Regions from separate parts of the Homo sapiens genome. Here region 2 is linked to region 1. A link is a loop called in an ENCODE intact Hi-C map of the cell type or tissue named here. Cell type or tissue: Calu3. All regions are shown on one strand. Links, peaks and the distances in the headings refer to the core of each region. The heading gives the core; the rest is flanking DNA. Region 1 overlaps PAK1 (p21 (RAC1) activated kinase 1). Region 2 has its middle 23 kb from the start of LINC03030.

The links. Peaks named below come from ENCODE experiments on the same cell type or tissue, not always from the same donor. Only the 100,000 strongest peaks of a DNase experiment are listed, where the experiment ranks them.
Region 2: a loop joins it to region 1, with 10 times the contacts of the local background. A loop is called at or near these places in 20 of 110 quality-filtered maps.

What each region holds. Positions count from the first base shown.
Region 1 is chr11:77,469,997-77,472,904 of GRCh38, reverse strand. The region is part of intron 1 of PAK1 (p21 (RAC1) activated kinase 1); the gene reads left to right. Among named protein-coding and RNA genes, the nearest start is that of PAK1, 2.6 kb to the left of the region's middle. In Calu3, for the core only: a CTCF peak has its summit at 1,175; a DNase peak (open chromatin) is centred at 944.
Region 2 is chr11:77,546,808-77,549,722 of GRCh38, reverse strand. No RefSeq gene overlaps it. Among named protein-coding and RNA genes, the nearest start is that of LINC03030, 23 kb to the left of the region's middle. RefSeq lists an enhancer at 511-580. In Calu3, for the core only: a CTCF peak has its summit at 1,260 (motif pointing right); a DNase peak (open chromatin) is centred at 1,272.

The sequences.
Region 1 (2,908 bases), core at 1-2,500:
ACACATTACTGGGAGTGTTTTGGAAGAATACTTGAGAAGTAGTGGGTGTGGCGTTGTGAGCAACGTCCTTGGTTTTTAAACCCCTTGGATAATTGTTCTACTGTTACAAAAACTGTGAACAGTGAAGGGAAGGGTTAGTTCCGTGGTTACTAATAAAAATTCAGATTCATTAGTCTTGACTTTAAGAATTGTTCCTGAGAACAATCTTTAATTTTGCCTCCTACATTTTTGGGTTCTCTTTCAACTCTGTCAGGAGAAAGTAGGAATTATCAGTACAGATACCTCATCTCTCTTACCCTGTGGCTTCATCTACTTCTTGTGTGACCTTGAGCAGGTCACTTCCAGCCTTAAAAGCTCCAGAAGTTTGGTTTTATGCCCCAAAACGGGCAAGTAGCAAGCACCGGACTCAGCTTTCAAGAGTCCACTGAAGAATTCCCACACTGTGAAGTCTTTGCTGGCCTCCATCCTGTCTCTCCTCTTACAGACAGAGCTGATTTCTTCCCATTGGCCCGGTGGGATTTCTACCACAGCACTTACAACATTTTGGTTCCTATTTGGAAAATTCTAAGTCAGGTGCATATAAAAACTCCCCACCTCAACTAGAAACTATGCCTTTCAAAAAGGGTTTTGGGAACATTGACCCTGAAAACTTCCCATACTTTCCCTGAAGCTTATCCATACTCTTTAACTACATGAGCTCATGGGTCTACCTTGGTAAATTTGCTTATTCAGTCAATTCGTTTATCCAACATTACTGGAGTTCGGAGAGCTACTATGTTTCAGGCCTCTTGCTAAGGCTATGGGGATTCAGTCTATTAAGATATTCCCTGTCTTCAAAGAGCTCAAAGTCTAATGGGTGAGGTAGACAAGTAAACAATGAAGGTCTGCCCTAATCTCTGGGGGACTCCAGTTGTACAGGTAGTAGTGTGCAATAATTGAGGCTGCTGGACCTGTTTTACAAGTCTTCTCTTGGCCAAAGTGAGTCCTGCAGGGAAGGTGACCTGCCTCATCCATAACAGGGCATTTGGTAAAAAGCTTGTTCAGTTCAATTCAATATACATTTACTAAGCACATGTTTTGAGTCCCTGTGCTAGGTTTGAAGGAAGCAGTGCCTCAAAGGAAGGTACTGTGCATCCAGAAAGATTTCTGTAAAACAAAACCTTACCACATCAGCGCCCCCTACCCCTGACTCTTCATATTCTGAAGATAAATTTCAGAGTAACATGGAATAAAAAGCTCTCAGGGATCAGACCACTGCCTGCCTTTGCAGTCTCACTTTCTGTGGCTCCCCTGCCACTCTCATCTTCACTCTTGCATGTTCTGTTTTCTTCCTGGAATGCTTCCCTTCCACCCCTTACCTGCCTGTGGAGATGACCTTGTTGGGCCTCTGGGATGCAGTCCCTTAGTCTCTCCTTTTCCTGCATAGAATGAGTTGCTCTTCCATCCTCTGGCTCATGTACATACCACTTTTATGGCCTTCTGTAGCGCTCTGTTGCAATTACTTGAGTTTGTGCCTGTCTTTTTTTGGTAGCCTGTGAATTTCTTTTCTTTAATAAGCCCTTTAAATGATTCTGATGCTTGCTAAAGTTTGAGAACCACTGGGTTAAAAGATCTGCTCTTAATAAAAACCAGCACCCTGCCAGCTCCTGCTGTCCCGTTTTTCTTCCGTAGCACTTAACTGCGTGACATCCCATCCCATCCCATCCCATCCCTCTCTTGCCAATAGAATGAAAGCTTCCTGAGACTGGGAAGTTTTGTCAGTTTGGTCATTGCTTTAATCCTAGTGCCTAGAATAGTGACTGCATATAGCAGGCACTCAAGTATTTGTTGAATGAATAATGTAAGATGATTTAATTCTATGTATTGCCAGCTGCGACATTGGGGTTTTACTCAAGAACCGTTCTCAGAATGAATAGGAATCATGGTCCAATGTGCAAATCCAAGGGGATCCTAACATTTTTGGGGGATTCATTTTAGGTTGAGCTTTTCCCTTTATGTGTCTCCAACCAAAGCCTGCAAGAATTTTTAGCCTAGTCTTTTGTTCGTTTGTTTGTTTTAACCACCACCTGAAAACTGCTGTTGCAATATTCCAAGCCAGGATTGTTTCTTTTGAATTTGCAAGTTGGTTTTGCAAGTCTAAATAAGCACTCTTAACTTTTGAGTCTTTTAACTTAAAACTGTCTCTTCCTGGTCTCCTGTGGTTTTTGTCTTTCTCTGGTGATACTTAAAGCTATATAGGGCCTGTTTGACTCCACACAAAGGTTTCTCTTCCTTGTCAAGCTCTTAAAATGCTTTGTTTCTTTCACTTTCTTATTAGCCCTAAGATACCATGCCCAGTTTTCTCCTTTCCTAGCTTCCTTCTGGGAGAGTGGCTTCAATTATTCATCCGTTTACTATAAAATTATGAGTCCTTCTCCACCATGTGCCAGACCCTGTGCTGGGCAGGATGTTCAGCTATATACAAGAGTGCAGCCCAAGTCTTTAAGGAGCTAGAGATAATATGACATGATAAGTGCTGAAATGAAGAGATGAAATAGAGGGATGAAAAAAGGTGGTATATGATCATAAAGGGGGGGAGAAAGCTGCCTTTCTATTTGTTTCCCTCAGTTTAGGAATAATTTGTCAAACAAGCATCATTTTGACAGGCAGACTTTTAAAAAATTTTAAGAGGTCATGGGCTTTGTTGGGGAAAACTAAAACAAAAATCAAGGTGGAATCAGCAGTTGCCAATTTGAGACATTAATTCTGTTGTTGCTGGTTTTAATGAATTTTCTGATCCCTCTCCATGTTATTTTTCTAAATAATAACCAGAAAGTGGGAGAAAAATATTTCTTTTTGGCATAGTAAAGAGACAAGTTTAAGGTTATCAAAAGAATACATCTCACTACAGTTTATTGTTTATTTTTGA
Region 2 (2,915 bases), core at 317-2,816, 77 kb before region 1:
TCTTGGACATCAGTTTCCACTTCTCCGGACACATTAATGTAGGTGCAACAGGTTTTGTTGATGACAGCAAAGACTCCTCCCTCTTCAGCTAGGAGGTAATCCAGAGCACATCTTTTACCAAAAACCAGAGGAACCAGATACCTGCTTTGGAAAGTAGGGAAGTCTAATTACATCTAATTTTCCCCAGATAAGGAGTTTTGCCTCTGGATGGCCTGTTTGATGGTCACCAGGTGCTATTTGCTCCCTTCTAAATTCTAAATTCTCAGGTAAGGAGCTTTTTCTCTGGGGCCTGTTCAATGGTCACCAGGTGATTTTCAGTCTCCTCATGTACTAAGTAGCCAGGGTAGAGAATTATTTCTCCAGACCAATACCCTCACTGTACAGATGCGAAAGACAAGCCTGGAGAAAATGAAAGTGATTTGCCTGGTGACATGAAATCAAGAACTCAAACTGAGGTCTGCTGACTCCTAGTCATGGGTTCTCTCAGCACTCGACACTGCCTTGGCCTCACTTCATGTGCTTCCACAAAGGCTCAGCCCATACCAGGTCCACCCCGGTGTCTAATCCACAGCAATGCCAACAACAATGTGAGTGTTTATTATTGTGCTACTTTACATATATTATCTCTAATCCAAACAACATGCTTTCAAGAAAGGTGAGCATATCCCCATTATAAGAGGAGGAAGCTGCTGCTCAGAGACTTTAAGAGAGTAGCTAAAGTCACAGCTAGTGAAGACAGTTCAGAATTTGATGCAGTCTTTTGGACTCCAAAGCCTACGCTGTTTAGCTACACTCACCTCCATCTGTTCCTGCTCCATCTTACCTTCCCCAGGTTATTTCTTCATCAAGAGCTAGCTCTAATTCTACTCCCTCCCCAAAAGCCCTTCCACCCCAGACCACAGGGATCCCTTCATTGACTCAACTTTCATGGCAATAATCACCTGCATTAGCTGTTTGGCAAAGTCTAACTCACATTGTAATTTATTTTGTCGTGTATATTACTTGCTTCCTTATCTCTGAGGCTGAGAAAGAGAAGACGCTTCCTCTGTGTTTCTGTCCTTGCCCTGTAGCTGTGTTGAGTTGTGTTGATATTGCAAGAGCATAACATTTAGTCTGTTATGAGATTCTGCCCTTAGAAATACCTAGGGAAGGGATGCCTGTAGGCCCAAGCGGAGTTGAAAATTCAAAATGAAGAAGAACAGCGTTCTCTTCGGGTTCAGATTTGTAGTAATATTTATTCTCTTTTCCATAAGTAAGCCTCTAGGTGGCAGTCGAAAGCCTAGTTGTGAGAGCGTGAGTGTCTCATAAATGAAGTCACAAAATCTCAGGCTGAAAGGAGTTTTTCTCATCTAACTACCAATTCAAAGCTAGAATTCCCTCCCTGACATAACAACAACTATGGCAATATTTCTTCCATCTCAGGGGCTGGTGATGAGAAACTCCCTTTTTTCGAAGCACTTTTTCCATGTGTGGTCAGTTTATTAGAATATCGTTCTTGATTTTATGTGAAAACTGCTTCCTTGTAGCTTCTACCTACTCCAGAAAGAAACTAAGTGTATCTGGGCCTAGGGATGTGAGAACAGCAGAGTCTGAAGATCTGGAGAGCGTTTGACTGGCTCAGAGAAGCCTCCTTTTCACTTCTATTCTTCCCAAGGGCTTCTCCCCAAGAGCCTGGACTTCGTTTAGCCAAACCCACTTTCTCTGATCAAAATAACAAAGAGGCCAGGGCAGGCGGTTCATGCCTGTAATTCCAGCACTTTGGGAGGTTGAGGTGGGCTGATCATTTGAGCCCAGGGATTCAAGACCAGCCTGGGCAAAATGGTGAGACCCTGCCAATAAAAAAAATTTAAAAATTAGTTGGACATGGTGGCACATGCCTGTAGTCCCAGCTACTCAGGTGGCTGAGGTGGGACGATGGCTTGAGCCCAGGAGGCAGAGGTTGCAGTGAGCCATGATTGTGCCACTGCACTTCAGCCTGAGCAACAGAGCAAGACCTCATCTCAAAAAAATAAAAATAAAATAACAAAGAGAGATTAATACTGCACTTCCTGGTCTCAAATGTATTCTTTAGAAATATATAGGACAAGGCCAGGTGTGGTGACTCACGCCTAGCACTTTAAGAGGCCAAAGCAGGTGGATCCCTTGAGCCCAGGAGTTTGAGACCAGCCTGGACAATGTGGCAAAACCCCATCTCTACAAAAAATACAAGAACTGGCCGGGTGCAGTGGTGCGTGCCCAGTTACTCAGGAGGCTGAGGTGGGAGGATGGCTTGAACCTGGGAGGCAGAGGTTGGAGTGAACCGCGATTGCAGCCTGGGCAACAAAGTGAGAGAAAGAAAGAGAGAGAGAGAAAGAAAGAGAAAGAAAGAAAGAAAGAGAGAGAGAGGAAGGAAGGAAGGAAGGAAGGGGAAGGGAAGGGAAGGAGGGAGGGAAGGAGGAAGGGAAGGGAAGGAAGGGAGAGAGAAAGAGAGGAAGGAAGGAAGGAACAAAGGAACGGAAGGAAGGGAGGGAAGGAAACAAATATATACACTGACTATGTACCCACAAAAATAAAAAATTAAAAAATTAAAAGAAATGAAAAAATGTATATATAGAACAAACAAGTGTCTCTTCTTCTAGGGATCTAAAGACAGAGATTGAGTCATCCATCCATCCATCCATCCATTTGTCCATCCATCAAACATATCTTTACTTGGAGCCTACTATGTTACAGGCACTGAGTCTGCTAGTGGGCAGTCAATAAGTGATAAATCCCTAATAACCTGATGACTAACTCAGTCACAGGTAGGTCCAATTTTACATGGTACTTTTTTTTTTTTTTTTTTGAGACAGAGTCTCGCTCTGTTGCCCAGGCTGGAGTGCAGTGGCACGATCTCAGCTCACTGTAGCCTCCGCCTCCCGGGTTCAAGCGATTCT